Regions from separate parts of the Mus musculus genome. Here region 2 is linked to region 1. The links are chromatin loops, found by intact Hi-C in ENCODE. Cell type or tissue: left cerebral cortex. All regions are shown on one strand. Links, peaks and the distances in the headings refer to the core of each region. The heading gives the core; the rest is flanking DNA. Region 1 overlaps Ksr1 (kinase suppressor of ras 1). Region 2 holds the start of Gm11201 (predicted gene 11201).

Region 1 (16,330 bases), core at 2,855-10,854:
CAAGGTTACAATGTCACAGCCATAGAGTCAAGAATTCCAGGAAAGGTCATTGTCATGATGATCAAATGAATGGCCAGTTTAGTGGGGCTATCCCAGCTTATGTGGCAATGGCACCTGGGGCACTTGCTATAGCCACAGGTATCCTGGGTTGCTCCTGGTTGCTGCTGTTTCCCAGCTCGCATGCCATCCTCTGCCCTTTTCCAAGAGCAGAGCATTTCCCACCTCCATCTCAGCCATTCTCAAGTTTGGATGTGGTCCCCGCTCATCCCTCTTGCCCTGGCCTGGGTTCTGCCACATACCTGCACCACCTCAGGCCTCACGTTGAAGATGTACAGCCAGTCACTGAAGCGTGGGTAGCTGTTGAGCTCGGCGGTCCTGTCGCTTGGGGTCACACTAAGCTTGCTCTGCTGCTGCTTGCAAATGTATTTCACCAGCTTTGCCTGTGGGAAGTCCAGCAAAGAAAAGGTCACCTTTATGGGGAGCACAAGCACGTGGCAGCCATGTGCCCTCTGGGGGGAGCTCAGGCAGATGCCACGGAGATGCTGAGAACAGAGATGGTAGGTCATGGGGAACCCTCTTGCTGTCTGTTATTCACGGTGAAGAAAGACTACACATAGGTAGAGGAGTTAGGAGAGTCTGGCCACAAGCATGGAGCTCCATCCTCGCTGAGGCCGGCCAACTACACTGCCTTCAAAACCAGCCCTGCAACAGGAAGGGTCATGACTAGTCAGAATAGGAGCAAGCTAAACAGAAGCCAGCCTTCCTGTTTGGGGCACAGATATGGATAACTGATAACAAGAAAGGGCTATGAAGGGAAACTTGGAAAGATGGGGCAACCTTCCAACTGTGATTAGACAGTCTGGGTTGGGGCAAAGGGTCTTCCCTCATATGTGAGTGAGTGAGTGAGTGTGTGTGTGTGTGTGTGTGTGTGTGTGTGTGATGATAATGATAATAGAGCCTCCCTCAGAGAGTTTAAGAGATAAGCTCTCAGCCCATCACTGCACAGAAAAGCATCAACATGGTAGCTGTGACTGGGAGGGGACTGGACTGGAGTCTCCACACAAGCTATTGGGGATTTAAATGAAAGGATATCAGAAAATTCCAGACACATGGACCTGGTGTTTCCCAAGGGAACAATGTCCAAAGCATTCAAAAGGCTCAAGCAAGATAAGCTTGAACAAGGACAGACTGACCCAGGTCAAGCACAGAGTTCTGACCAGCACTGAGGAACACAGAGCAGAGGCAAGACACAAAAGAGAGCACAGCTAGGAACTGCTTGAAGAGGAGGCTCCTCCAGCTGAGGCGACCCAGCAGGGTCCACAGAGGGGAGGGCACCAGCAACCAGAGAGAACAAGGAAAGCCCGGGGTATCTAGTGAATATGAGACTCGTGGAGACCAGGCTACTATAACTTTCAATATTTCTCCCAAACAGCAAACAGCAAAAGCTTGCCTGAACTAAGTATACTGAACTAGAATATAGGACCCCCACAAGTAACATGTTAAGCTCCCCCGCCCCACCATGAAGGCAGGGCCTGTATCCATCTCACCCATTTCTGCCCCCTCATGCCCGGTACTGCACCTGGGTGTGACTTGGGCTCCCAATGGCAGAGGAAGGAAAGCCCAGGGTTCTAATCTCAGGATTTCCACTCAGTCTCTTCTTCCACTATAAGTGGCTTGCAAACCACACCTTCTGAGGGTTGACCAGAGGCAGGCCTACTTATCAGATAGCTGTGAGAACTCAAAACTACCCTTTTCCACACTGATGAAAGAGGCGGCTAGGCTCCTAATGTTAACAGTATCGTCAATAATAGCCATCCATCCCAGAGAGGGGCCCACAGGCTGGACCTCTGGGGGATGATTAATAACACCTGTTTTACATAGGACTTTGGCTGTGGCCAACTGATGTGGGGAAGTGCTAGTCTGAGGGTCTCCAGTTCCACTTGTCTGCCTTCCCCAAGCCATGTTCAGCCCCTCGCTCATCTTTGTGCCAATGACCCTCTTGCCATGAATCCCTGGACCTAGGCTAGGCGTCTGCGCTCCTTCCTCCGGGAAGCCTCTAGGCCCTCACCCAGGTGACTGTCAGTCCTTCCAGCTGGTCTGGCTCTCTTCCTTTAGGTTACAAGTTCTGCATAGCCACAGGTCTAGTCTGCATCTCTGAGTACCATCAGATGCCCAGTCTGCATCTCTGAGTACCATCAGATGCCCAGAAGCCTGGCACATGGCCTGGGCCTCACAGCCACACTCATTCCATACCCTACCACCAAGCTATACCTTATTGGATATAAAGATATTGGAGTTCTGGGTTAAGTATCGCAAAGCAGGCCAGGGGCAGGGCTGTGCAACACTGCCAATGGGGCCTGAGCTGAGTGAGGAACATGGCAAGTCCCTGCTGTGCTATGACTGCTGGCAGCTCTGGGGTCCTGGAGCTGCTGTCTCCTGTGAACTCACTTACTGAGGAGCAGTGCTCTATCCTGCCCAAGCAAAACAGCAGCAGCTGGCGTGTTAGGGTTCCCATCCCAGGGAGATGGGGCTGCTCTCACTTTCTGTGAAAGTTAGTGAAGTCTCGGAAGCACCAAACGGCCACTTTCTGAGACAAACCGCAGCAGGCCTGCCAGCCAAGCCCAGGGGGTGTGCCAGGGGACCTCACATCGATGGTGTCATTTCCTCTTTGCCACAAAACCCACAAGATCTGCATTTTCCGGAATTTAAAAGCACCAGAGGTTCCAGCGGGGTGGCCGCCTACAGAGCTAAGAGTCGTCACGTCATCGCTAGGATGCTGGCCACAGGTAGGGCCTCGGTCTGCCCACCTTGACAGCCATTTGCATCAAGAGTACTTGCCCCACTGTTCTCCACACAGCCAGGTTTACACAGTGTAAAAGCTCTGGTGAGCCCACAAACAAGTTGGCAGGTCCTGTATACAGCAAGCACTCACTAAGGTCCACTCTCTGCTCCGAGCTTTGATAGTTAGGATCAAAGATCTTAGAGAAAAGCCCCGGGGCTCAGCCTCAACCTCGGAAATGCAGCGACACGTGGAACTGTTGAACTACCTACAAGAATATTTGGAACTGGCAAGAAAAATGCAAGTCCCACAGTGTAACTGCAAGCTACTCAGGCCACCCTTGAAGACCACCTGGGCATGAGGAAGACTGTTAGCTCTACTTGGGTGGAACTGTCAATGAACTAAATCCTGTCCATTCAAAATATTGTAAATATGGGCTGGAGAGATGGCTCAGCAGTTAGGAGCGCTTAGGGCTCTTGCAGAGGACCTGAGTTCAGTTCCCAGCACCCATGCCAGGAGGCTAACAATTGTCTGGGGCTCCTCTAGCTCCAGAGGATCCCAAGCCTCTGACCTGTGAGGATACAAGCACTCATATGCACATACCACCCCCCCCACATGCACGCATGCACGCACGCAATCAAAAATAAGCCAGGCTTGGTGGTGAACACTTTTAATTCCAGCGTTCAGAAGGCAGAGGTCAGTGAATCTCTAAGTTAAAGAGCAGCCAGGGCTACACAGAGAAACCCTGTCTCAAAATAACTAGACCAAACCAAACCAGACCAAACCAACCAAATACACACACACACACACACAAAGACACAGGGACATGAGGGAAGACTCAGCTCTGAGACCACAGGCTGGCCATAAAGTCCCTCGCTGCCTCAGTTCCCTGTGGAAAAACACAGTCAAGGGATTCCCAGTGCCAGCCTCAGTCACAATAGGGTTGATGAACCTGAAAGGCGAAACTGTGTAGCCTGAGCCAGGGCAGTGGTGGATACCTGTACTCCCAGCACGTGGGAGAAGAGTTCAACGTCATCTTTGGCTATACAGTAAGTGTGACACCTGCCTGAGCCACATGGGACCCTGGGGGTGGGATGGGGGACCACACCAAATAAATTGCCTGAGCAGGGAAATGCTTGCTCAGTGATGGTTAGCATCCTTGCCAGGTGGTCTTCAGGTCCTCTTTCATCACCTCAATGGCAAGGACTATAGCAGTGGGGTGCTTGCCCATCTCTGGAGTTACCCCCCTCTCTGGGGTAAGAGCTAAAGGCAATGATAGCTAATGTTGACCACAGAATAATGTTTGGGATAACAGATCAGGAATGTTTAAGCATAATGTGCGTTGTGATCTATGTTCCTCTAAGTATGTAGAGATATCACTTCTGTGCAAGTATGCACACCCGTGCTTAGCGCCAAAGGCAGACCCTTGTCTTCAATTTACTTCTCTACTTTATTTTTTTTGAGACAGGATCTCTCACTAACCCTGGAGCTCACTGACTCAGCTGGACTGGCTGGACAATGAGCTAGGGAGAGCCACTGGTCCCTGCTCTCCCCTGAACACTGGGGTTACAGATGTACACCACTGGATCCAGCTTTTACAGAGGTGTTGGAGATCCAAACTCAGCAAGCGCTTTGCTGACAGAGCCACTTTCCCGGGCCCAGGTTCCTTTACTTTCAAAAATAGGAAGGCCAAAAGTAGGCTTGCCTAGATACCTCTGGTTTCTTCTCTCCCCTTGGCACCAGACAGTACGACTGCTCTGGGAGGGCATAGATCGTGGGGATGCTGCTTGCCCAGGTGAGTACCTGTACGTGAGAATTTTGATCAAGCTCACACGTTACCTGCTACACCCTCACTGCTCTGGGCATGACCCAGACCAAGCCTCTCAAAGAGAAGACACCAAGAACAAATGTATCTTATATGAACCCCATAGGGTGTCTAGATGTCATGGCCAATCCTGGGGCCATGCTGATCTGGAAGTTGGAGCTCTTCTGAGGCTATTATTAAGCCACTTACGGGCTTTGCACAGAGAGGCTGGCTGCAGAGCAGCCCTTGTTGGGGGACTGGCTGATGTCAGATGGAGAAACATACTCCTCACATGCAAGGATCCTCAAAAGCCTCCTGTTTATCTCCAACATCCAACCTACCTGGTTATGGCCCTTGTTCTGTCCTCTGAGGGAGGCACCAGGTCAGGTGGCCCCATACCACCGCCCATGTGGCACAGACTGGATCAGTTTCCCTATCTGCCTGTTCCCTGTGGACTCCTCTGCCAGTGTTCTCTCCAACACCCAGGACACAGCAAGTGCTCAAGGAACAAGAGCCTGTGAGTATCACACTTCAGCTCAGCCAGCAAGAACAACTCAGTGCACAGAGGCATAAGGACCTCTGGTACCTCCACAAAAAGCACCTCTTTCCAGAGAGCTGACTCTTGCAAATGACATCAGCTCCACCCTAAAGTTGCAGGGCCTAGGATTGTGAAGTCCCTTCTATAGGAGACTTATAAACTAGAGAGCTGGACTGGGAAAGTGGCTCAGATGTTGCCTGTTGCAGGGCAACCCTGTGGCCCAAGGCTCCATGTCCAAATACAGGGCAGGAGATTAAGTCTACGGTAGCAGATGTAATTGATGTAGGAATATACAGGGGCCAATGGACGGCAGGAACAGGCTGAGGCAGACGCCAGAGTCATTCAGAGGCAGGCTCCCTGGGTTATGAAAATCATGAAATTGTGTCAGTGTTCAATTACAAACCTGGCAGTAGGAAACATGCCCCCGTTTACATAGTGCCTAACTCCTCTTGCTGGATTCTCAATGGCAATTTTTGGAGGTAGGGATCTTTTTTGGGGTAACATTCCAGTCATCGTACAACTCCAGTCCTAGCCATAATAGTAGAGTATCTTTCCCCTCACAAAATAAGCACAAGAAACTAAAAAACATTACAGACTCTTACATACTTAAAAAGATTCTATTATTTTTCTTCATTCTTTTGAAATCGGGCTGTAGTTGTGTAGTTCTGTCTGGCCTAGAACTCACTCTGTAGACCAGGCTGGCCTTTATCTCACATAGATTCGCCTGCCTCTGCCTCCCAAGTGCTGGGATAAAAGGTGTGTGCCACCACACCTGCCTTATTTTTATGTATGTATACATGTTTGTGTCTGTGTTCATATATGTACATGGGGGTCTCTGGGGAGTGTCAGATCTGCTGGGGCTAGAGTTAAAGGTGGCTGTGAAGCGTCCTACAGAAGTGCCAGGTCCTCTCTGCAGAAGTGCTCTTAACCACTGGACCACCCTCCCGGTTCCCTTCCCTTGCTTTGGCTGGGATGCTCATTTACTCAAAACTAAGCTTAGAACAGCAAAGCTATGCTGAGCTGGGGTTGCTGAGCAGCTGGCTTGGCTCACTCGCAGGCTAAGGACACCTGCCTGCCATACCAGCCTTAGCAGAACGACAAGCTCTTCACAGTCACTCAGCACATGCTAAGCCCACGTGACACGGAGCTACATTTTACTATTCCCAGCTCACGAATGACAACACCAAGAACTTTGTTGTAATTTTTGAATCACATAGTTACAGCAATGACCTAGTCTGGTGCTCTGCCCCCAAGGCCCACATAATCTCCAAAAATATTGACTCCTTGATACTTCAGCTGGGCTCAGCTGGGCTGACCACTCACACTGGGGATAGCACTGAGAAAGACTTGTGACCCAAATCCAGCAATACCCAGACTGTACCAGGACCTGTGCATAAAAGCCACAGCATTCGCGTATCTCCTAAGTGGCTCTGTTCATACAAACAGATCACCATCTCTGGTCTGACTTGCAATAACCCTTGAGCTACACCTGATCCCTGGTCCCAAATCAGCTCTAAATTTAGTTAAGCCTGCCATTCCCCTGCCCAGTACCCATAGCTACCCTTCTAAAGTCTTAGCATATCTTCTAGCCAATAGACTAGGTCCCAGCTCACCAGCACCCTTTGTCTTTCCTCCCACATGGTTAGCAACACACACACACACACACACACACACACACTATTAAGTGGATGTCCATAGCAGTTCTTGCTACAACCAAATTCCTTTCTGCATCCTTCTAACCTCTGGAAGTCAGTAAAGCTGTCATGACCCACTACACCCAGCACAGCTCAATGGTTCCTAAAGCCACTGTCCCTCCTTGCTGCCCCTCTGCCCAGGGAATGTTCCCTTCCAGCTTCCATCTCTCCAAAGCTGGATGCTTCTGGGGACATCCTGCCAGCCCAGCTGGCTAAGTACTCTGGTCCGACTTCTGTGGCCAACATGTTGCAAAACAGTTTCTGGGAATGCAAGGAGGGCTCGGGGGACTGCCACACAGATGCTGGCTCCACACACAGGCACGGGCTGACCACAGCACTTGGCCCTAGAGGTGGCCCTTGGCTCTCAATCAAACCCTGCAAGGGTCTCAGAAGGGCTGACATTAGCAGTAGAAGGGCAGAGTGAGACCATCAGCCAGGGATGGAGAGGTAGGCAGCAGAGAGAACACCAGTGACCCCACACTAAGGGTTTTGCAATAACCTTCCCTGGTGGCTCCTTGGGGAAGCTGCCAGCCCATGAATTTTTACAGAGACAACCTCCCTGCAAGCCTCTCAACAAGCAATCCTGCCTTGACGTCAAACTCCAAGTCGGGGAACTTCAAACACAAACAAACAAGTCTGCCCCAGACCACAGTGGAGATGTTCCCAAGGAGGGCTGGCTGGCGGAGAGTGGCCACAGCTGGGCGCATGAAGCTTACTCCCCTGTCCACATCTGCCACGGCTGAACTCTGTGACCTGGTCCTAAGCTGTAAATGCAAGGGTCTACCCCACGATGCTCCCTAGCCCTGTTGGCGCGTGAAGGCGCCCACTGGGGTGCAGTGACCCTGCCCTTGAAACGCTCCAGCCAGTTTGCTCCTCCGTGCGAGCAGCACTATCCCCAGATAACATCACAAGGTCTAACCACTCTGAGACTATGTACTGAAGCCAGGAAGGAGAATGGCTTGCGCAAAAGCACTTAGTGGGGCTTGCTGAGAAACTCCAAGTGTAAGCCAGGCAAGGATGACAGATAGCCAAGGATCTGACTTCTCGGTGACATCTTCTGACCCAATCTTATTCTCCACAGAGGCTGTGAGCCTCAACAAGACTTCTCTGGCCTTTGCAAAGCAGCCTTTGCCTTGGAAAGTCTGTGGATGATCTGCCCCGGGACTGTTTTTCCAAGGTTTGCTTCCTGTCCTACCTCATTACTCTGACCCCTAAACCCTTGCCTTTGTGCTCTTGGTCCCTGCACTCCTGGGGAGCCTCAGAGACAACCTGGACTAAATCGGGAGAGAGCAAGCATTCACTTTATCCTCACATTTCCCATGTCCTGAAGTGACTGCCCACGGAGGCAAGAAGAGAAGTGTGGCTGTCATTCATTCATTCATTCATTCATTCATTCAATAGTTAAATCGCATCCTTCCAGAGTCAGGTATGGTGTCTGTCATGAGCAGCATGGTTCCCAGGATCCACTGGGGACCAGGGATGTGTCCATAGGCGTGCCTGGCTGGGAAACAGGAGAGGAGGCAGAGAACAGATATGTCATGTTCCATGAACGTCCATGACACAGAAGCTTCCGTGGACACAGGTCACTAACATATCACTAACACAGAGGTCCCTGGTGCTTTGTACTTCTGTTGGGAAACTGAGAGGAGGGACAACAGGTCACGTACTACGCACACATCAGGTCTTCAGACACACCTGTGTCCTGGTTCAAATTCCCCCACATACTTGTCTGAAGTTCACCAGACCTGCAACACTTAGAAGAAATCAGTTTCCTCCTCATGCACAGAGGTTGGTGGATACTCTGGCCCAACTGTGAGGTGTAGGGGTGTCTGGGACCTACAAGGAATCAGAGAGGAGGGCACCCCTAAAATGGAGCAAGGGACATGGCACATACTGACGGAAAGATGGGGGGCCATGCTAGGTATGTGTGGGGGCACCCTATGAGCAAAGATGAGTGTCATAAAAGATTTTAAATAGGGTCAGGGGAGATAGCTGGAGATCTGAAAGGACCAAGAAGAGAAGGGCAGCAGAGCTGGTGTAGGACAAGACTGGATCCTATATGTCCTAGAAAGTTCTGGAAACTTCTACAAGGTCTTGGAAGAACACAGCATTAAAATAGCTGCCGTCATGCAGGTATGGGGTAGGATGTACACGGAGGAATGTGATCTGATTTGCATTTCTGAATGATCATCGTCATTTTGGAAACCACTCGGAGAACAGATTGAAGTGGGCGTGGAGAAAGCAGAGACGGGAAAATCAAGGAAGAAGGACCCCACCGCAACTCAGCACAAGATGGGAACAAACGGTAATTTAGCTAGTGGCAGAGTGGGTGGAATGAAGAAGCAGATCCAAGAGATGTTCTATTGGCATTCTTTTTTTTTTTTTACTATAAAGATAAGACTTCCTTCTTGCTCGTCCCGGGCATTTCTGGCATACCAGCGCTCTGGAATGCAGGAAGCTTAGCACTGAAGCTCAGAACAAATTAGCTAACCACATGGAGCCCGGGTGGCTGTTTGATTTACTAGAACTTGGCACTTTGTGTGTTCTGCGGTGGGGAAGCCTTTTGCCAAAGGACCAACCTGGCAGGGCACAGACTGCAGACTCAATAGCCCAGGTTCCCATCACCCCGCTTCTAAACACAGCACCTGCCTTACCTACCAGGGAGAGGGGGCCTGTGCTTGCTTAAAGCAAAACTTGGTGTTTCCCTGTACTCTACTTGAAAACAGAGACTGCCCTCTCCAGCCAGCCTGTCACACTGGTTCTGTCCACCCCTCTTTGCTAAGGGGAGACAGTTTTCCCCAACTTAACTGTAAAAGCCATCAGAGTTCATAGCCGCACAGCCCCAAGCTCATGTCTCACTTCCATCTGCTGCTACTTGTGGCTTCGGACAACTGACAGACTGTCTGGCCCTTCACTTCCTCTGTCCTAAGTGAGGAAAAAGATCTCCAGGCAGCCAAAATGTCGGTGTGAGTTTTGAGTAGCTAGCATGCTGTGGATCCCCCCCCCAACCCCCGTTCACATCCCCACCCTCCTCCTCTGCAGCTTTAAGCATCATGGAAAAGGCCTAACAAGGGAACCAGGTGATGGGAAGCAGGGTGGACTTCTGATGGCTTGTGTCCAAATGTAGGATCTGGTTTACTGATCTGTGGTCCCATGTGGCAGTTACCTGTGGGACAAGGAGAGCAACTGGTTCTGAGCACAAGTGCACATGAGCTCCTACCTACACCCCATTTACAATCTGAGGTTCACCTTGTCTTAGTTAGGGTTTTACTGCTGTGAACAGACACCAAGACCAAGGCAAGTCTTATAAAGGAAAACATTGAATTGGGTCTGGCCTACAGGTTCGGAGGTTCAGTCTATTATCATCAAGGCGGGAGCATGGCAGCATCCAGACAAGCATGATGAAGGCAAAGCTGAGAGTTCTACATCTTCATCTGAAGGCTGCTAGTGGAAGACTGACTTCCAAGCAGCAAGGATGAGGGTCTTATAGCCTGTATCAACTCTGACAGGGCCACGCCTTCTAATAGTGCCACTCCATGGACTGAGTATATACACCCCAAGGCCTGAACAGGGCCTCTGAGACAGACCTACGATGGGACCAAAATGACATGACCAGCTGCTGTGTGACAGTGTTTATGGTCATGTATTACACCCTCGATGAGTTAAAACGCTTCACACACAGGGCACTCAATTGATCCTCATGCCACTTGTCAGAACTTAGCTCTGTCTCCATGCATTCCTGTCCCCACAGAATGGGGTGGAGGGACACACACACACACACACACACACACACACACACACAGAGGAAAGCATGGCTTTGAGCTGAGAGACTAAAACACTGAGTCCCAAGCAGAGTTACTATGTGGTAAGCTGTGGGTGCCTGGACAAAGCCATCACCCCTTCTTTCAGAAGGGAACCTGTGAAGGCCACTCAACTAGTTGGAATCTTCTCCATTAGGAATAGCATGCTCTGCTGTTGGGGTGGGGCAGAGAAAGGAAATCAGTGGTGGGTGGGGAGGGGGATATCTAGAACATGGTGGGGCAGTTTTATCAGGCAGCTAAAGGGAAGGGGAAGGTGACATGAAAAATAAACAGAAGCCCAAGAACGGAACTGCAAGGGTGCAATGTTGTCAGCTATATGTCAGGAAAGAAAGCAAGGCCACTGACTCCATCAAGCAGAAGCCAGGAGGCTGCGGGCCCGACTTTCAGCCCCAAGCACCCACTGCAACTGTGCTCACTAACCAGGCAACAGGGGATGGTGGAAGGCTCATAGAACAACGAGACTACAGACAGAGCTCTGGCTAGGAGTGTTCTGGGAGGGCCAGCCAGGAGCCCTTGATTCTAAGAGTCCTGCAGGTATGGGTTCACATGACCACTGCACTCTGCTGTTGATCAGCTATCTGAGCACACTTAGTTTCCTTATCTACAAAGGGGGGAGGAGGTACGGGGGGGGGGGGCAGTGCATTCCTTGACAGTAGGTAAGTGCAGGGGAGGCCGGCCCAGCTGACTCACTCGCACCCTGAAGGATGCTTTCCTGAGGCTTACTCTCTTCCCAGGAGTTCAGGAACAGTGCAGTAGCAAAGCTAGTGTGTGTAAAACAGAGTCGGGGCAGGAGAGTCCCAACAAACCATGAGTGTTACCCAGCCATAGGGAGCCTGAGGGAGCAAGCCAAAGTGGCCTTGCCCTAGGCAGGAACAGGGGCTGTTCTCCAGGCTTAGGTTGGGGTAGCACACTGACACAGATATGCACATACACCTGTGACCCCAGAGGAGCTCTGCCTGGACAAAAAAAGAGGGGGGGGTGCATTTGAAAGTAAATATGCTGTGGGTGTCCAGCCCCCCAAGAAACCAGTAGGCTCCAGGCACCCACAAAGCTGGATACTCCCAGGGCTGTCTTCCCTGTCTCCCCCAGATAACTCATGTGATTCTCCCTACAACGCTGATGCCAGGCAGCATCTCCATTCCAGAGAGAAATGAGCCAGGGACAAGCAGCCAGAGATCACGCAACTCATGCCGGGAAAGGAGGCAGAGGCAGTGTATCTGCCTTGGCCATCTGCTTTACCACAGGACCGATAAAGCATCATAACCAAAAGCAGCTTGGGAAGGAAAAGGTTAACTTCTGCTTACACTTCCAGGTAAGGGTCCATCATCTGGGCAAGTCAGGGCAGGAGGAGCTCAAGCAGGAACCTGGAGGCAGGAGCTGATGCAGAGGCCATGGAGGGATGCTGCTTACTGCTTTTCTCACTATCGCTTGCTTACTCAGCCTGCTTTCTTATAGCACCCAGGACCACCAGCCTGGGTGCGGCACCGCACACAGTGACCTGGGTCCTTCCACTGCACACAGTGACCTAGGTCCTTCCACATCAATCATCAGCCAAGAAAAATTCAACACAGGCTTTGTCCCCAGGCCAATGTGGTGGGGGACAGTTTCTCAGGTGAGGTTCCCTCTTCCCAAATGACTCTATTTTGTATCACATTGACATAAAACTAGCCAGCACAACGCCGGATGGCAGAAACTGGGGCACCTGCTAGTAGGAGGCAAATGATGGACATCTTGGTATGAGGATCACCAGGAAATGGGACCCAGAGGTGAAGAAACTGAATCCAACACCACTCTGTCAGGTCCTTGCCACAGCAAACACCCTCTGCACATAACTAATGAACACCCTGTGTTGTTCCTCCTGTCTTTGACCTAGTAGGCCGAAACCCCTGCCTTGGGGACAGACCCTTGGGGCCATTCCACTCCACTTATACACACTGATACATCACTGATGATGCACAAACCCAGGGAGGCAGCTGCTCTGCCACATGACCAGGAGTGCCCAGAATTTTCCAGAAGGCCTGTTCTCTTCCTTGAAGAGAACACATCAGCTTCAACCCCCTGTGTCAGCACAGTCTCCTCCTCTGGGGTGCTTGGAAACCGGAGTTCACTTCTTCCCATCCATGGGCAGAAAGAACCAGACTGGGGGCCTCCTGTACCATCCAGACTGCAGGCACGCTGTGGACTGGCTCAGCCTTCTGGGGGTAACCGTCTGAGATACACGCATGTGCACATGTCCTTGCGTCAGATCCTTTCATCCACACTCAGACCTCAGACAGAGCAAGCAGAAGCGCTGTGGGCTGTAAGCGCTGTGGCCCACAGGGTGAAGCAACACACACCTCGGGTCACCCCGCTTTATAAGGCAGCACAGGAGCCACACCTGCCCAGGGCTAGTCCCACGTGACCCGGATCCAAACTCTAACGACCAGGTCAGCCAGAGAACAACAGCTCATGTAATTTCTGTCCTCCAGTCTGTGCAGATGGCTCCAACAAGGATCGGCCAACCAGCAGGGGCGACTGGCAGGAAAATTTGCCCTAACAAAGTAACATGTGTGAGTGATGGCTGCTCTGCCAGCTACCTGTGTGCCTGAGCTGTGTGTACCTTTCTGTGTCTGTGTATGTGTACACATGTGGGGTCAAAGGTCAATGTCGAGTGCCTTTTCCTATTGTCCTTCATCTTCTTTCTGAGACAGGAATTCTCAACAAAACTAGAATTCACCAGCCAGCGAGGCCCCAGGACCAGGATCCTCTTATTTCTGTCTCCCCAGCTCTGGCATCCAAGCTCTTTATGTGGGTGCTAGGGATCTGAATTCAGATCCCCACCATTGCGTGGCAAACATTTTTCTGATTGAGCCATCTTCCCAGCCCTGCTAGATAATTTTTACAAGACAAAGAGTCTCACTATGTAGCCTACCTAAGCTGGTTTCAGACTCTCAGTTCTCTTGCCTGAGCCTTCAAAGTGCTGGGATTATAGGCATGCAGTGTGCCACCATGCCTGTCTCAGCTACTTTGAAGTCACAGATCAAGGGCTGATCTATAAAGCATCCGAGTGCTAATTTACTGAAGTACTCTATTGTCTCATGTAGGGATGCAAGTCAGACTCAGAGATGAGGTAGCCAGTGGAGGAGGAGGAGGAGAACCCAGATGATGTCACCCTGTTGTGCCAGCCAGGCTTCTTAGTTGGAGTTCTCAGCTTGCTCCTAGCCACTCCAGAGAGGCGGGGCTGAGGTCAGGCTGAAGGCAGCTCCCATCTCAACAGCCCAGGGAGTGTCCCCCAAAGAGTCATCAAGAAGACACTAGGAATGGATTTCCCCCTAAAGCAGAGGAAGCTGGGATGAGGCAGAAGATGGAGCCAAGTGCTTACAACCAAACCCATATAACCATTGCCACTGGTCCTTCCCGGCTGCCCCCCGAGATCCCTCCAAAGGCTTGGCTTCCTCTGACCTGCAGGGCTGCACCCTTGAGCAAGGGGAAGCAGGGTGGAGGCTCTGACCCTGCAGAGCATGAGCCTGTACTCAGAGCTGACCTCCTGTGCACTCAAGCTCTTGTGTTTTCTTCCTGAAAACGGAAGCCATTTCTCAATCTGTTGCTACACAAGATACTAGGAAACCAGAAGCAAGAGATGCATGGGGGTACAGACAAGTAAGAGGGGAGGGGGGGCTACAAGAGACACATGGGGTACATACATACAGGCGAGAGGGGAGGGGGAGGAAGGCTACCGTGGTTGGTGGGTTGTCTGTGGCTCGGCTGAAGAGCTAGTAAGGAGAGAGAGGGAGGGCAAGGCCTTGCCTTTCGGGGCTGCTCATGAGGGAACGGACCTAAGGACCACAGCCTGGGAGCCATGCGAAGAAGGTGACCACAAAACCACAGGGCGAACTGTGACAGAACCACAGAACACATCTCAACACACAGTTGTGTTAAGTGACATCGGCAGAGAAGGGATCCACATGACAAATGAGGAAAACCATTGTCAGGGACAAAACAGGTTCTGGCCAGACCGTGCAGGCCATGGTGGTGCACACCTGAATCCCAGCACTCAGGGGCCCTGGGCAGGGAGATCAGGAGTTCGAGGCCAGTTTTGGCTACAAGGTGAGTTTGGTTACACTGTCTCACATAAAAGAAAGTGGAGCTAGAAAGATGGCTCGGAGGTTAAGAGCACTGGCTGCTCTTCCAGAGCATTGGGGGTTCAATTCCCAGCATCCCCAAGGCAGCTCACAACCACCCGTAACTCCAGTTCCAGGGAGTCTGACCCCCTCCTCTGGCCTCCGTGAGCACCAAGTATACACACGGTGACATTCATGAATGCTGGCAAAACACCCACAAACAAAATAAAATGATAATTTAAAATTTTTAAAGAAAAAAAATTAAAAGAAAAGTAAGGAAGAGAGGAGGGAGGGAGGAAGGGAAGGCAGGAGGGAAGGGGGGTGGGGGGGAGAGGCTGGCAGGCACGAGGGAGCCAAGTGGGAAGGAGTCGGAGCTTGTTCTCCCAGCCTTTCTGTGTTCTGAACACTGTGATTACACAGGCGGGTTCTGCAAGGCTGTTGCTGGTAATGATACATGTCAAACTGTCAACCAGGTACTGACTATTTCACAGTGTGCTAGGGTAAGTGGTGGGCTGCCTGTGTCCTGTGTAGGGGAGCCAAGCCAGGCCTTCCCACAGAGGCTAGTTCTGGCTTCTCTGTGCCATGCCGGGTGGATAGCAGAAAAAACCATAAAGACCTTGACTTCAGCGCAGGTCAGAGGAATTGGCTTTAAGAGAAAGGACATAGGAGAGGGCCCCACGAGAGAAGCTCTTAGGGGGGGAACCGAAGGAGAAAGAGTTAAAGCACACAGTGTGTAGTGGGGAAGAATGGTTCAGCGGGTAAGAGCGCTCGCTGCACAACCGTGAGGACCCAGCTTGGCCCCAGTGGCCCTGTGAAGTGTATAAGAAGCTGCAGTAAGTGAATTAACAGGGCAGTCCCTGGCAGCTGCTGGCTGCCACCCTAGCTCCAGTCCAGCAAGACCCTGTCTCCATTGAGGAAGACGGAGAGATAGGGCAGGACAGTCAACATCCTCCTTTGGCACACATGTACACACAGACACACACACAGAGATACACACACACAGAGACATATACACAGAGACAGAGATACACACATTCACAGATACACACACAGACACAGTCTCTCTCTCTCTCTCTCTCCTTTTGAGGAACAATGAGATTTCAAGAACAAGTTCACAGAAAAAGACAGCTTTGCCAGGGATCCTGGAAAGCCAGGGAAAATCCAGGAGGAGTCACGTCAAAGGGAAGTTACAGGAAGCCCAGGGGTGCAGGTCTGTACTCCAGGCTGTTTAGGAGGACAGGGAGGGTGAAAAATTCAGGAAGAGCCTTGGCAACTTAGTGAAACAATGACTTAAAATGTAAAAAGAGCAGGGGGTGGGGGTGGGGGTGGGGGTGGGGGTGGGGGGGCAGGCTGTAGCTCAATGGGAGAGCTTGCCCTGCCTGCATGTCCCCAACCCCTCCATCACAAAGCAAGTAAGCTATAGTGAAAGGAATAGCGTTCCCCACTCACCGACAAGCTAGGAGAAAATGAACACACACTCAGGCTTTGCATGACACCTGCGCCAAGATTCCAATCAGTACCCAAGCATCCCAAGACAGCTGGGAACCTCTCAACTCCAAATCCACTTCTAGGAATTTCTCTTGAAGAAATAAGC
Region 2 (16,330 bases), core at 4,670-12,669, 50 kb before region 1:
AGCTGTATCTAATACTTTGTCATGGTAGCAGGAACCCCAGATGAAGCCTGAGGTCTGAGTTCCATGCTCCATCTCCACTCAGAGGCTAGCACTGTGCGGCCATGGCCACACACCAGGAGAAATGTGGTGTGTGATTCCCACCAGCATGTGAGCATTCAGGGGTCAGGCACACAGAGCCTATGACCTGACAATTGGATCTCATTAAGGCCACAGCTACTCAGCACTAATCCCCAAGTTCTCAGGATTCCTAGAGGGAATGGAGCATGGACACCTCTGGGGCAAGACACTGTCACTCATGATAGAATGGCCTGTCTGGCTGTGGCCTCCTCCCACCTCCCAGCCTCCCCATGAGGTTTCCCAAAAGTGTCCCTGGCTATAAGGGAGTTTGGGTCACATGCCTAGAAACATAAAAGCCACTTTTAGGAAACAGTATCAACCAGACACAAACCCACTGCAGGGAGTATCGGGAGTATCAGAAGAGCTTAACCCAAGTGGATCCTGCTCTAAGACGCAAGAGGGTGCAAGGCTTGGAGCCTCCCCTCGGGCCTGTCTTCCGGTGAGAGGCCCTTCCCCAGACTCTGACTGAAGTGCAAACCAAACTTTATAAAATATAACTGCCATTTCCTAAACCAGGCACAGCCTTTCCCAGGTGCCCCAGTGACAGATTCCATTGTGGGCTGACTAGGGACAAGGAGCTGTCCCTCTCTGAGGCTTATTCACACCACAGACATTGAGTGGGGCTTGGTGGGTTACATTTATAATCCCAGGACTTGAGAGATGGAGGGAGGAGTTTAAGGTCATCCTCAGCTACACAGTGAGTTTGAGGACCGCCGAGGCTATGCGAGTCCCTGTCACAAAACAAAATAACCATCCAGACAAACAAAAACCAGATGTGACAGCTGGGAAGGGTCAGGCTGAAGAGACAGGCTGTGGAGCAGAGCCTGGACCATCAGTCCTTTCCCAGAGCTTCCTGGGGTCTCTATGGCAATCCCCAAAGTTACAAGCCTCTCACTGAAGGTCAGGTCCCTCTGCTCCACTTCTGACTCTCAAGGCATCTCAGATCACTCTAAAACGGAAGTGAGCTGGGGCCCCTGTGGGGTGGGGGGAGAGGAGGGGTTTCGGCAGGAAGGAAACAGGGGGGGACAAGAGGCAGGCGGAGGCAACTCCAGAGCCTCCGCGTCACTTTCCTTCTGGGCCCTGCAAGTGGCCACTCTGGCCACCTTGGGTCACGTGACTCAGAGGACAGCTCCCAGTTCTGAGAAAGGTCCGAAAGTGGGGAGCAGCAGGATTCAGGTGCGGGGTGGGGAGATGGAGCAGAGTCCCTGGTGAAAGACCACGGACCACACTGCAGGCAGAGGTGACTGACACCTTGGGGTTTTGGACTCGGCTTAATCTATAAGTGTGACCATGGGAAAGGGACAGACTGAAACCCTAGTTTGTCCCCAAATGCCACTGTGATGATCTTTTCTAAAGACATCCGTACACACTGAATGCACCAGAGAAGGGAACAGGGTGGGGGGCGGGGCATAGAAGGCAAACTGAAGCACAGCTGCCAGGGGCGAATCTTCTTTTCTGAGACAGGAGTTCATGTAGCCCAGGCTAGCTTGCTTGGTAGCCAAGGGTGATCCTCCTGCCTCCACCTTCTAAGTGGAGATTACGGGTGTGTGCCACTGAAATGCTTCTGGTGATGGGGACTGAACCCGTGGCTCTGTGCATCCTAGCCAAGCACTCTACCAACTGAGATTCATGGCCAGCCTGAGAGGACGCAGCCTGTCAGCACAGACAGGCTTTTATAGGAGCGGAAGCTGGATTCGGTGTTCTAGGTTTTCTGTTTTGGAGACATGGTGATCTCCCTTCCCCATGTGGTCCAGGCTGGTTTCAAGCTTTCAATCTTCCTGCCTCAGCTCTGAGCCCTGGAATTCATGATTTCTATTCACAGCACTTGGCTTTATCTTACTATTTTTTTTTAAATAGATTCATTCATTTTATGTGTGTTTTGCCTACACGTATGTATGTGCAGCATGTGTGTGCTTGGTACCCATGGAGGTTAGAAGAGGGTGTCAGATCCCCTGGAACTGGAGTTAAGGATGCTTGTGAGACGCCACATGGGTGCTGGGAATCGAACCCAGATCCTCTGCAAGAGCAGCAAGTGCTCTTAGTTACTGAGCCGCCTCTCCAGTCCTCATAACAGGTTGTTTAAACAATGAGTGAGAGGCTCCCTTTAATTAATTTTTAAAATGAGAGTGGAAAGAGCTGCCTGTGCTGAACAAAAGGGCCTGCTCTCGGGACGCCTGGATCTGGATAACAACAAAGTTGCAGAAAGCCTGGGTCTTTTTATGTCCTGAAGTGAAACACTGTTTCCCACTGCTGGTGCTAAGAAATCCTCACCAAGCCCGCTAGCTCCATGACACTGTTCTCTGTACAGATGATGTCACTGTCTCTGCTCTGACCTAATCAAAGAGGTTGTGTTGGCATTTACAGGGGAGGAAGCTGAGGCTCAGAGAGGCTAAACAACCTCCCCAAGGCCACAGCTAGAGTGACACTGTCTTTAGAGCATGCAGTATTTCCTCACTGCTAATTCAGTTCTATTAACACCCCCCCCCGCACCCCCCCCCCAGCCCCTGCCCAGTGGAGTTCTGCATTTGACTGGATGAGACAGGGACCCTGGCTGAGGTGCCCCAGCTAGGACATAGAAGAGCCACAAACCACCTGACACAGGCAGCTATGGTCTTCGGAAAGACCAAGACCTGTAGAGGTGGCTGGAACCCCCAACTTCAACCCCACCTTTACCTTGATGATCTCCTGGGCGATCTGCCTAGTCTTATTGATGTCCAGAGACGTCTTGGGGTCCCTCACGAATGAATGCAATGTCCGCCCCTTGCAGAAGCTGTTGAGTAGTGGGAATGGGTAAGAGGCCAGGAGCTAGTACAGGTTTGCCCTAGCTCCATGGAACCTGTGAGGAGAACTGCGACCACCTGCTTCTAGAAGGTTCTTCATCCCAACCAACACACTCCAAAGGGCATGCTCTTTAACCAGGACTCCTGCTGTAGCTTGCCTACACATGCATACACGACACAGCTCACCACACTCCCATCCCATCCACACATGGGGCAGGAGAACTCACACAGGGAAGAACTCAGCCTCCGGGACTCTCAGCAGGCCACACCGAGTCTCTAGGACTCATCACCAAGGTTATCATTTTCATTAGTTTTAGATCCCAGGGTAGCCCATCCTGTTGCTAACTGAGCAGTGTCCTGTTGCTCCTCTCTGTGTAACCCCATTCGCTAACTCCAAGCTCTTCTGGAATGGAGGCCTGAGTGAGAGAGGGTGGGTGGATGGCAGAGGAGGCTGCAGGGCCAGGCACTCACAGGCACCTGGAGACTCTCGGGGCTGCTCTGAGTGGGGACCCATTTATAGAATGGGTCAGGGGGCTCCAGTGATCCAACACTGCACAGTTCCTCTTTACTTCTGAGAACAAGGGCAAATTTTACTTGTTCAATGCATTAAGGAAAACAAAGAAAAAGACGGCTGTTTGTTTGTGGGGGTGGGGTGGGGGTGGGGGTGGGGTTGTTTGCTTGCTTTCCCCAAAGCACAGGGTCCAGGTCCAGGTCCAGGGTGTCTCATGTTGGAGAGGATTCTCTTGGTTTCTTGGAATGGAGTCATGAGGACCTGAGTTTGGTCCCAGCAACCACTTCAAAAGCTAAGTGTAAAACTGGGCACATTGTTGTGCGTCCTTATTCTTGACACTCGGGAGGCAGGGGCAGGTGAATCTGAGTTTGGGGCCAGCCTGGTCTACAAAGTGAGTTCCAGGACAGCCACAGCTCTACTGAGAGGCTATCTTCGTGTGGGCCCCCCACCGCCCCCAGACCCCTCCATAAACCTCAGTGCCAGGATCTGAACTTGGGTCCTCGTGCCAGGATCTGACACAACTGGTGTTATTACCCACCAAGCTCTCCCCCCCAGCCCCTTTTTCTGATTTTAAAAGTCAACAGTTTAAATGGCTCAGGCAAGTGTTTCTGAGTCTGGCCTGCTGCTCTGTGGAAGGTCCCTGTTTTCCACAGGGACTGACAAGTGAGGCACAGAAGCAGGTGAGACACATCAGGACACTGAACTGTCAGGACTGGCTGGGGCATGGCTCAGCACAGCCCTCGCTGAACCTGCAAGGCACTGCACTCCTCCCTCAGCAGCACGCACACCAAGAAGACCTCAGGCTCCCATCAACGGACAGAAGTAAAATGTGAACCAGCGCAATTTAGTTATATATTTTACAATTAATTGCATTTATTTTTTATTTTTATTTTTTGTGTGTATGTGCATGTGTGCACATACCACAGCATGCCTATGGAGGTTAGGGGACAACTTGTGGGAATCGTCTCCCTTACTATGGGTTCTGAGGACCACGATCAGGCTGACAGGCTTATGCAACAAGCACCCTAACCTGCTGAGCTGTCTCACAGGTCCTCAACCTGCTTTATGTTAATGAAAAGAATATTGAGATTAACCACACTCACTTCTGTTGGGAAAAAGCACTCATGCAAGGTGGTGTGAGCGGAGAATCTGCTTTCTATCTTTTCAGAGCACTGGGATTTTCTTTATGCCCAGAGGTGGTTGGTAGTATTATTATTATTGTTGCTACTACTATTACTACTACTATTACTATTATTATTACTATTACTATTATTATCTGGATGGGAGACAGAGTATTGCTGAGTAGTTCAGGCTATCTTAAACTCAAGATTCTCCTGCCTCAACCTGCAAGTGTTAGCACTCCAGGTGTGCGCTGCCACATCCAGCTCTGATGTTCGTCAGTGGTCCCGTGTGGATGCAGAAACGATGCTTCATCTTTGCCTTTCTTCGTCCTCTCTCTAATAACCCTTCCACACTCCCCGGGGCACTCATAGAAAGCAGCAGGCTGCAGGGACAGGAAGGATATGCCGCTCACGGGCCGAGAAGGGGTGGCTTACCTGGTGATAATGGCCAGGTGAGGTGGGTTCATGCAGGCCCCCATGAAGAGCACCACGTTCTCATGCCGCGTCTGCCGGTAGTTCATCACCTCTTTCTTGAACAGCTTCAGGTGGTCCTGATTGTGGCCGTCCATCTCCAGCAGCCGAATGGCCACCTCGCCATGCCAACGGCCTCGGTGCACCCGGCCCCAGCGACCCTGTCCAATGGGCTCGCCCAGTTCCACCTGTTCAAAGGGGATGTCCCACTCTTGCAGGTAAACGCTGGTCTGGCTGGCCTTTCGAGAGATGGGGCCCCTCCAGGGCCGGCGGGAGCTGGGGAGGTCGTCCACCTCATCCTCCTCGTCATCCTCTGCCTCTGACTTGCCAGCCTCAGGCTCCTCAGCCTGAAGGAAGAGGGAGGGAGGGAGTCTGGGTCTTTTCTTCCTGGAGTGCTGGCCAGGCGCCCCCACGCCTGCTACCCTGGCCTCCTGGTCCTCTCTGTCTGAACACACAGCTTCTGATGTCCATGCTCCTTGCCTTCACTGCGCTGCACTGCAGAGACCCAAGCTTGGTTCATGTTTCCATTTGAAGGCCAAGCCAGTGGCTTCTTTCTTTTTAAGACAGGGGCTCGTGTAGACCAGGCTCGCCTCCAACTTACTATGTAGCAGAGGATGACTTGGAACTTGTGACTCTCCTGACCTCTACTTTCTCAGGAGCTGGGATTACAGGCGTGCATCACCACACCTGACTATGATGAAGACAGCGGTTCTTGGCAGGGATCAGAACTCACCTATCAAGCTCTGAGAGCATAGAGATGCCAACTCCCACCCCAGGCTGACTGACTTAGCTCCCAGGCCCAGGTCTGTGGGTAGGGAGTGAGAACAGGAGAATAGAAAGGTTCTTCTTTCAGCGAGTTCCCTAGCTTGCACTTCACATTCTTCTCCCATGCGCGTATCTACCCACACCAGCCGCAACAGGCTCAGCACCCTCCTCCCCCATGCCTTCCACCTACCCTGTACACCCTAAGGAGGGGACACGGGGCAGCTACCTTGGGTCTCATACATGGTGCTCCTACTCACCTCTGCTTCGTGAACACCTAGCACATCTGTTTTGGGCTGGTCGTCGAGCCTAAGAGTGAAATGGGCTTTGTCAAGGAGACTCTGGGCTGGGCGGGGGGGGGGGGGGGGGTGGGGGGGGGCGGGGCGGATAAGGCAATGTGGATGCTGGGGACTCAGGCAGGAGGCTGACTGGAGTGGGTGAGGATGAGGGTGGGCATTTGGTGCAGGGCCCCACATTCCTGCCTCTGGGACCTGGCTATCACATCCTTGCTATGTTAACTCGTGTCATCTAACCCCTCAGAGTGGTTGCACCCTCTGGGAGACCTACTTCACTGGCTGAGAACTGAGCGACCCGGAGCCAAGTGCTCAAGGAAACCTAATGGAGAGGGGATCCAGAGGCAGGGGTTATGTTTAGTCTCTGTTCACCTCCGTTCCCTCGAGGGCCACAAGCCTGCTGCCGTTGTATACCCAGCCCCACTCAGGGCTCACTGTTCTGCCAGGAGGCGATTGACTCCCAGGCTCAGAGGGTCAGAAATTTAGGGGTGGGTTGGGAGATGGCTGGGGAGGGTTCATACCGTGTACTGTCGGCTGTGCTGGACAGCGGGGCTGCCTGAGAACAGGCTGAAATGTCTGTAGGAAAAAAGAACAGGAGCAGAGTGAGAGAGAGCTTGCCTTCATCCCCAAAGACCGGCACACCAGGGCACCCCCTCTCTCCTGAGCTGCCGCTGCTCCTCAGGCCACTTCCACCAGGAGCTTACTGCGTTCTGTAAGCTGCCACAGACTCAGTCTACAGCCTTTGGTCTACATCGCTGCCCCTGGCAGAGGCTCCACGTGAGTGACTCTAGAGAGACCCCAATAATTAATACCAATGCCCTGGGCCCAAATGATTCTGCAAGTGACAAAAGCTAACACTACTACCTCTGGTAGGAAGCAGGGCTAGCTGTCACTTTTTAAAGTAGGGACCCCCTTTGCCTAGCTAGTGGCAGAGCCGGCAGCTCTATGGCACCTGATAACACCTGTGATACCGACATCCGGTATATAGCTGCGGGTCACCCAATTGGGTGGCTAGTGCCATAGCTCTGGGTAAGATGAGGGAATTCAGTCTGTGTACCAGGAGGCTCCAGGCCAGGCAGCTGAGGCTGACCCCTGACCCTAGGTAGTCTAGTTGTAGCATAAAGACCCGCCTCTAGGGCACCAGAAATAGATGGTCCCCTCAAAAGTGGAGGCGAAGTGCTACATGAAGAGTGGTGGTAGGGGTCAGTGCTCCCCTCTTTCAACAAAGAGGATCAGTTAGTAGAAACTGCTCAAGCTGTCAGTAGTCCCTCCCCTGCCCGGACAAAAACCTTCCTTCTCAGCCCGCGGAACCAAACTCTGACAGAAGCTGTGGGCCTTCTTAACGGGGCACGCACACATGTGCCTGACATCCTGGTCAGTGTTGGGAGTCCACGGGCCTCAGAAACATCTCCAGCCTCTCCGGCTACCGCTATAATGGCCTCTAGACTACCAGGCCAGCATGTCCACACGTGCTCAGAACATTCCAGAAGCTACACATGCCTTAGATGAAGTGTAGGAAGTGGGGGTGTGGGCGGACGTCTGGGAAGCCTCACACCTGCTCTTGGAAGCTAAGAGTACATTGTGCAGTCTGTTCCTACCTGTCCCTGTTACAACTGGTATATGGGGCTCTACGCCCACCTTCAGGACAAAACAGGCCATTCAGGAAAAAGCACTGTGGCTCCTCGGTTGGGGAGGAACACTAGTATACATAGCCTAGAGATGGTAACTAGGAAGGCTCTTGGGAGGTAGGGGATCATACAAAAGGGGCGGATCTCCCAAGCTGTGACAGCTGGCGATCACACCCAAGTAGCGTTACAGGGATAAGGGTTGCCAAATGCTCCAACTCAGTTCCTGAATGGAGCTGATCTGGGAGATAGAAAGGCCTGGAATACCCAAATACTGAGTCTTCCAGTCTTGGCAAACCAGAGGAAAAAAAAGACTATTAGAGTCAGCTAAAGCCCACTGTGTGGAAATACTGTATTTCCAGCGGGAGGAGAAAAGCATTGATCCTATACAGACAGAAGGTGAAGAAGTATGGCCAAATGCACAGGTGTGCAAAAATAGATTTTTTTTTTTTGTAGGAGGGAATCAATCCATGCCTTATTGAATGAAAGTTTTTTTTCTTCAAACTTTCTGCAGTGAGAAGGTAGTTCCAGTGACGGCCAGCAGGGGGCGCTGTGTGTTAAGGCTGGGAAAGGCAAAGCCAGCTGACAGATGCCAATGCCTGTAAGACTCTCCCTAATTGGCTTTGCCTTGTTCATTATTCACCAGGCACCATCAGCAAGCAGTTCCTCTCCCTCATTCTGCAAATGTGTGAGTTCTGCTTTCTTATCTGTCTCTTATCACTTCACAGCAGTGTGACCCTGAACCAGTTCCCTGTAAAAGACTAGGGAGGATGGACAGACTCCAGAGTCCCATCCAGCAAGGTACTGCCCACATGAAGGTCCACACCTCCAGGACTTCGCAACCTCTTGCCTAGCTGCAGTGGACTCAAACGTGTGGGGAGAAGGCACCCGGCGGGAAGGAGAGGGTCCCAGCAAGGGGCAGTTAGTGGACCCACGCAGAAGACTCACCTGGGAAGATAAACTGCTGTCTATGATGAATGAAGTAGGCAGCTTTAAACAGAAGAGGAGGTGAGTCACACAGTGCACAGGCAGCGCGGGAGGAGGGGGGGCGTGGGCTTGGGGGGAGCAGGCACTGGTTATTGGCTTAGGCGGCTCTGCCCCAGGGGCTCTGGTGAGAAAAGGTGGAGCCATCCAGGAAAGAGACCCAAATTAGGAGAGAGTCGGGGCGTGGATAGCCCCGAGTGGTGATGCTGCACTAGAGATGGGGCGGCAGCACACCAGCTCGGTGGTTCCCTAGCCGCACAGCCCTGGCCAGTGCGCATGGGGGAAAAGCTCGGACCAGGTTTATTCTAGAAAGATGTCCTTGAGTCAGGAGGCTCAGGTAGAGTAGGGAGATCAGTGGCTTTGACAAGGTTCAATGGTGTGTGCAGAAAAGCCTCGTTCCCTTCAGTCTGGCCCCGCCCGGAAACAGCTTAACCTCACTGCCTGAGTTCTGGATCGGGCTAAGTGCTGTGATTCCAGACTTAGAACCATGACATACCACTTGCTTATGTTTTTGAGATGCTTGCTATCTTGCTTGGGCTGGTTTCAAACACATGGGCCCCATTCTCCTGCCTTGGCCTTGCAAGAAGTTGGAACTCTAGGAGAGTCCAACCTCGGCTCTACTCCATGCTAAGGCTCTGGGGACTGAGGAGGCAGTTAACCCCTCAGTGCCTTATTGAACAAGGGAGATATATGAGCTTGCCCAGGCTTTCCTGTGCAGGACAGCTATGAGGATCCTGGACAGCACAGGACAGGTAGGTGGTGGGAGGGGTTCAAGCCTTCTCAGTTCCCTAGGGATCTGTCTGTGAGTCCACTATGATCATGGAGAAGGTGACACTTCTGCATAAGGGATGAAGGAAACCCATCTCCTTTATGGGTCATCTGTGTTAGTGGAAAGGGTCCGATCAATATAATAAAAAAGACTTTTTTTTGTGTGTGTGTCCCTTGCTTTTCAAACTGGCCCTTCTGTGGAAAACCCAAACTAGATGGTTTAGCAAACAGAACTTGTTCAGAGAGTAAAGGCAGAGCAACAGGAAAGGAAGTGAATCCAGGGGCTGTGGCTGTGTTAAACCAGAGGGTGGGGTGGTACGCAGGGCACAAACTTCACTGCACTGTTAGGAGCAATCCAGCCACATGCATATTAAGGAAGGCACAAGAACAAGGGACGGAAGAGTCCTACCCCTTGCCACCCCCAAGAGAAGTCCCAAAGTCCCCAATGGGCCAGAGGCTGCTTGGCCAGCTGCTGGCTGTATATAGGGTTAGTGTCGGTCTCATTAGCCAGGTGAAGGGTTGAGGGGTGTGGTGGTACTCTTGTCTTTCTGGGCTTAGAATTCTAGGAACCAGTGATGGGACTGATCTGGATCCTGTGGGCTACAACAAACAGGAACATCACTGTGCAGCATTTCCCATTAGGACTAAAGACCAGATAAGCCCAGGACTGAGGTTTGACATCTCTTGCCAAGGTGACAGCTAAGTGCCATGTAGGTAAGTGGGCCTTGCTCTGCACCCTGGAGACAGGGCAGCCCAGTGTGGCTGACCAGAACCAATGGTAAGACAGGAATGCAATCCTGGCCTCTTCCAGCAGTTCCGGGGCAACCGGGATCTGAGCATAGCTTCTGAGGGCAGCTGGGCTCAGCTCTGCTCCTCCAGGGTTGCCCCAGGGCCCGGAATCCTCACCTGCTCAGTGGTGACCACCTTATTTTAATTCCCTATGGTCTCTGGGTGGCACAGGAAGGGATGTGAGATCGTCTTTGCGTAGCTAGACCCAGGCACAGAACTGGGTATGCAACAGATGCACTGTAGGTTTCTTGCTCCCTGCTGCCTATCACGACACTCTCAAGTTCAGACATCAGCTCTGAGAGAGGATGATGCCGGGCAGAAACTACGCCAAGCCCAGGCTGGCATCCCGGGTCATCCTAAGAAGCCAGGCTCTGTGTACATTGCTGGGCCAGCCACTCCTCCTTCCTTAACCCCAGCGTCCTCATCTGTATGAAGTGCATTAATCCTATGCTCAGCAGATGCTCTGCCGACTCAGCTCTCGGGGGAGATGGGGAGAGATCTGAAGGTATCCCTCGGGACCCAGAAAAGCCCAGAGGTGTGGTACCTGGGAAGCTGAACCTGCTGTCCCGCTGGCCAGGTGACGGGTTGGGAGGCGTGGTGGCACTGGAGGGATTAGATGAGGTCAGGAAAGGTGCCGGCGATGAGGGTGTGGAGGACGTGGTGGAGGATGGGTTGCTGCTGGAGTCCAGGTTCATGGCTGGAGGGTGCTCCTGCAAGGCCAGAGATGCGGAGATGAGCAAGGCTGCAAGCTCAACTCAGCCTCTGCCACCTGGGGCGCCCGCCCTCCTTCCACCCCCTCCATCTCTACAGGTGGAGGTTGGAACAGGAGATCCTTGGGGGCCCATTCTGAAGCCCCAAGATTATCTGGGACTAATATACGATGGAAGGACACTTAAGAGACCCTCTCCTAAAGGATTCCTGCCCATCTTTCTCATTGCAGTTCCTTCTTCTCCCCAGAAGCCTGCCTGAAGCCTGCCTGAACTATACTCTTCCTCTTCATCCTTCCACAGTGCTCAGCATTTCCGCACCCAGGCACCGTAACGGACCCTATGTCAGCTTCTGACAGCCGAGGGTGGTTTGACCATCTCTCCCGCCCCAGCACCCGCCTGGCTTTGAGCTGGGCACCTTCTTAATGAAGTGAATTTATATTGTGACCAACATTTATGCAGCTTCAGGCCCCTCGGCAGGAAGCAAATCGAGTCTGTGGTTTTGTGATCTTGTCCTAGTGTCAAGGAACTCAGAAAACCCCACAAAACTCCGGAAGAGGCCACAGCTTGGGCCAATGTTGTCCGCTGTCTCGAAGAGTTAAGAATTCCAGAACTGAGGACTGGCAATGTGGTTCAGCTGGTGTGATGCTTGCCCCAGGTCTGGTTTTGATCTCAGCCCCGCATAAACTGGGCGTAGTGCTTCAGGAGGAAGTTGAGGCAGGAGGCTCAGAAGCTTAAAGTCAGCCTTGGCCATAAAGTGAGTTTCAGACCAGGCTGGGATACATGAGAGCTTGTCCCAAAAAAGGGGGAAAAATCCCAGAGCTAGAAAGAAATTTCTAAGAGAGATTCCAGGAAGTGATCAGTGGGCAGGTCTAGTTCACACCCCCGTGACTTATTAACGCCATTTCTTTTACAAGCATGCATGGTCACCTAAATTAGATCAGGCTAGCCAGAGCTTGCCAACAGATGGCTTGCCGGCTAGGGAGAAATATTGGGAGCTGTGGAAGGATAAAGAGGAAGCTTAAAGTTCCAGGCAGGGTTTGGACAGGTTTGCTTGCTGGGAGACCTCAGGCCCCAGCAGGGATGGTACTGGGCCAGAGCAGGGAGCACTGGCCTCCCAGCTCTCTGCAGGAGGGGCCCACAACACCCCCACAACACCGCAGCATCAATTCCTGTCCAGCTGCCTCTGGCAAAAATGCAGACGGCAGGCTCAAGTCTTGGTCAGGCATGGCTTCTAGTCAGGATGAAGTGGTTTCTGGATTTTAATGACATCTGGGTATGTGTACATGTGTGAACACATGTGTCTTCATGTGCCCGGAGAAACTGAGACACTTTCTACCCTGTTTTCTGAGGCGCCCTCACTGAGCAGGATACACACTGATGTGGCCAGACCGGCTGATCAGCAAGGGTCTTCCTGCCTCCACTTGATTGGTACTTAGACCCACAGGTGCACCGCCACATCTAGCTTTCTGTTCCATTTCTGTTCATTTCTTTTAAAGACAGGGTCTCCCTATACAGTCCTGGCTGGCTTGAGACTTGCTATGTAGATCAGGCTGGCCACGAACTCACGGGATCTCTGCCTGCCTTAGCCTCCTGGGTACGGGGATTAAAGGTGTTAAGCTGTTATGACTCTCATGCCTGGCTTTGTACGTGGGTGCTGGGCATCAGAATCCAGGTCCCCACAGTTACATGACAATCACTTCATGAACTAAGCCATCTCTCCAACCCCAGTGACATTATTTTATCAATTACCTTCTACCTATGGAAGATGATATTTCTAATTATAATGATGATGAAAAACTGAGGGGGGGGTTTCTAGTTATGGTGATGGGGGATTGTACACCAGCAGATTCCGAATATGAATCTTGGTTGGCTGTGCCCATGAGGACAGAGCCAGATAGATGGTCTGCAGTAGTCAGGATGGTCCCAGGGAAGCCCAGGGTCAATGTGGCAGGAACTGGGGAGGAAGCCGAGGCTTAGTCTTCTTCCTTCAACCTCATTAGACAGAACCAGGTCTGATGCAGGCTGTCTGGGAGTCCCATCAGGGTTTTATCACTTCTTAGCTGGGTGACTCTGGGCAACTTCCTTGACCTCTCTGAGCTTCCATTTCCTTAGCCACACAGTGGATACATCATCACCTTTGCCAGAAGGTTACTGTGTGGACTTGCAATAAGACAAGTATGCTGTACATAGCAGGTGTCTAATATTTGCTCACATCTTTCATAGACCTGCTTGGACCAAACAATGCCTGGGATCTTGCTTTGAGACTTAACCAGACCAAAAGACCAAAAGGCCCAAGAGGGGTCCAGGGACTCTCTGGGTTAGGTGGACTGTAGGTCTGGCCCAATGCCAGTATTTCTGAAGCAGAAAGAAACTCCTTAGACAAAACAGGGCCAAACCACAAATAACAAGTTTCTCTCTTGCAAGACCTTTAAAGGCTGGGGTATGCAATGTCCCCTGAAACTCACAGAACTGAAGTTGGCGCTGCTGGCCAGGATGGCTGCCCCAACATGGCACCAACTAAACACCACCCTCTTCTTTCTGCTCCCATGCCAAGGCTCTAGACCTCCCCGGCCCCTCCAATCCCTGTAAGCTGCACCAGACCTAAGCAGGAGCAGCAGCATGTGGGCCACAGAGCAGGCTGCATGGTCCTGGGCATACACATGACCTGAGCTAGTGACACCCATAGACTGGGCAGCAATGGCTACACTACAGGCTGCTCGTGCACCCAGTAACCCACACTGATGCTTCCGGCTGTCTAACACATCCAGGAGACAATGCAGATATCAGAAATGTGCAGGAGGGGACAGCACTGCCTCCATCTCTGGGGACATCTGTGCCAAAAGAAATGGGGGAAGGTGGCAAAAGAAGGAGCCACAGATATTCGCAGCCCTCACCCCAGTGGCCATGCGTGAAGCCCTGTTATTCCCATTCCATACCACCCATGCGTGCATGAGTCTCGGACCCCTGGAGTGTCTCAACCCTGCCTGTGCCGCAGATCTCGGACTGTGGCATGGTGTCCCACTTCCCCACTGAGCCTGATGGGGGGCTGCTTTGAGGGAGGGAATCCAAGGCTGGGGTTGGCAGTGCTCCCACGGGGCACCGCCAGCTTACCTTCTTTGTCAGGGCCTTGGGAAGGGTTCCAAAATGGGGCTCTGCTGCTCTGTCCACTGGGTTGTTGATATCTGACGGGACAGACTCTGTCCTCCGAAGCCTGGCCACTGTTTGGAAAGGAGGGGGTCCGTGAGGAACGGATGCCGTGGGATGCACCCTGGTTCCTGGGGGTGGGAGAGGGGGAGTACTCACGTGGGAGGAAGGTGATCCTGCAGGCGGGAGCTTCCTTTGTGCACTTGTTATGGCATTTTAACCTGCAGAGGAGGCAGAGTCAGAGCTCTGACAGGCACCCCAGCGTCGCCCAGACAACTCTGCCATGGCCTCGGTTTCCCCAAAGCTCTCAACAAGTGTCAACACCAAGGTGTGGGGCGCCCTGCATGCTGTAGCTGGTGTCTCCGGCCCCACAAATACCTCCCCTGCATTTTTTTAAATGATTTTTATTTTATAGGCATTGATATTTTTGTCTGCGCCTATGTCTGTACGGGGATGTCAGATCCCCTGGAACTGGAGTCACAGACAGTTGTGAACTACCACATGGGTGCTAGGAATTAAACCCATATCCTCTGGAAGAACAGCCAGTGCTCTTAACTGCTGAGCCATCTCTCCAGCCCTGTCTCCCATGCTTTTAAAGAGGGAACTTCCTCCATCTGAGCAAGCTGGACGCGTATCTGATCTTTAAGAATAGTTCTATAGATCAAGGACCCTGGGGCCCCCAAGGGTGTCCTCATTCAGGCACTGGCCACACAGTCTGTCTGGGTCTAACCAAGAACCCACAGGTCTCAGTGTTCCTGCTAATGAAATGGGTTTCAAGGCTGCTGCTCTACCACTGCAAGTGTAGGGCTCAGCAGGGTGGGGCTCAGGGGCCACCGTGTGCTGGCCACATCGGGATGGGAGCTGAGGATCTCCTTTATAATCAAATGACCAGCAGCTCCTCCGAGGCCAGGGACAGTCATCAGGACACAATCAGTCAGGCTGACCTGCAAGAGACTACTGCCTCAGTCCTGACAATAGCCCAATAGTCACTCATGGCAGCTCAGATAATGAGGGGCCAACTTCCCAGAAGTCTACACGGTAGACACATAGCCCCCAAAGGGCAAGTGCCTTACCCCATGTCACACAGCGACATCAGGGCAAGGGCTGGCTGGGAACTGAGACTCCAGGACACCCTCTGTAAGGCGTGTGGGCAACCAGATAGCAGATGACGAACTGTCAGCCCTCACTGTTTCTACTCATGTCCCTTCCCACCGGGAACCATATGCTACGACGAAGCAAAGCTGGGCTGGTATCAAACCGCCATCCCCCCTCACTCTGCCCCGTCATAAGGCAACTCTGCTTCTGCCGCCACCCACCCGGTAGCCCATCTCTTCAGAACTCCTTCGGATCCCAGGAGTCCTCCCTCCCTTCCTTGCCTTTGAATTTCTACCTCACTCTACCTAGAGCCAGTTCTAGTGGAACTCCTCTTCCTCCTTCCAAACACACTTCAAATACTCCTTTCTTCTAAGGGTGCCTCCTAGGGAGTCTCGAGCACCTGGCATGCCCAGTGGCACTGTGACCAATGGGTTAGAGGAAGTCCTTCCACTCTGATGTGACAGGAGGCCAAGAATGAAATAACAGGGCCCTTATAAAGGACAAGGACCTGCTTTCCCTTGCTCATCACCTGCAGTGTTTGCACTTCACGCCAAAAATCATGCTCTTCTGGCACACGTTGCACACCTGTGACAACCATGACTTTGTGGAGAACCTGCAGGGGGTAGAAACGTAAGTGGGGATTAGAGCTGGGACTCTGGATGGGTCCCGTGTGCGTGAAGGGAGTCTTGGCCTGATCCTAGAACCACAGGAGTTCTGTACTTGGGGGTTACAGCTCCCTTCCCTGGGCATCTAGATTTCCCAGATGCTGTCAATATCTTAAAGGTTGTGTGGTCAACCGCACCCAGGGTGGCACCAGCAATCCGCATCAGTGGGCACACCCTCGGATCTAGCAGTTCTATTCCTTGGTATTTATTCAACATGTCAGTCCTTGGGATGAGATGTCATGTGATACACGGGTACAGAGCTGCTGCAGCCTTGTACCACAGTAAGGCTGGAAAACCATGTCCGTCAGAAGGTGACCACAGTGCTGTTCCTCCACAGAGGAGCCCATGCAGCTAGAAGATAGGAGATATTTCCACACACACGAGCAGCCACCTCCAAATCTCACTGCATGGTAACAAAATTAAGTCCAATAGGACATGACTCCATTGCTGACGGTCTAGCACAGGAAAAGCTCATCTGTGACAGCAGGCTCAGAG

Evidence for each region. Hi-C counts contacts between places; a loop is a spot of excess contacts. Peaks named below come from ENCODE experiments on the same cell type or tissue, not always from the same donor. Only the 100,000 strongest peaks of a DNase experiment are listed, where the experiment ranks them.
Region 2: it touches region 1 in a loop (2.2-fold over the local background); 6 of 42 quality-filtered maps call a loop at or near these places.

The regions. Positions count from the first base shown.
Region 1 is chr11:79,074,047-79,090,376 of GRCm38, forward strand. Ksr1 (kinase suppressor of ras 1) reads right to left here. Exons shown (of 19, transcript NM_013571.3): 2 at 300-440. Among named protein-coding and RNA genes, the nearest start is that of Gm11201, 59 kb to the left of the region's middle. In left cerebral cortex, for the core only: no CTCF peak of the experiment used is centred there; DNase peaks (open chromatin) are centred at 6,215, 7,125, 7,497 and 9,107.
Region 2 is chr11:79,022,453-79,038,782 of GRCm38, forward strand. Ksr1 (kinase suppressor of ras 1) reads right to left here. Exons shown (of 19, transcript NM_013571.3): 7 at 15,700-15,783; 8 at 14,235-14,296; 9 at 14,043-14,149; 10 at 10,766-10,931; 11 at 6,577-6,631; 12 at 6,023-6,071; 13 at 4,965-5,347; 14 at 2,791-2,887. It overlaps Gm11201 (predicted gene 11201), which reads left to right and starts at 1,145. Exons shown (of 6, transcript NR_045873.1): 1 at 1,145-1,264; 2 at 5,069-5,218; 3 at 5,657-5,803; 4 at 8,195-8,281; 5 at 8,409-8,688; 6 at 9,991-12,553. In left cerebral cortex, for the core only: a CTCF peak has its summit at 8,223 (motif pointing right); DNase peaks (open chromatin) are centred at 5,869, 8,260 and 8,675.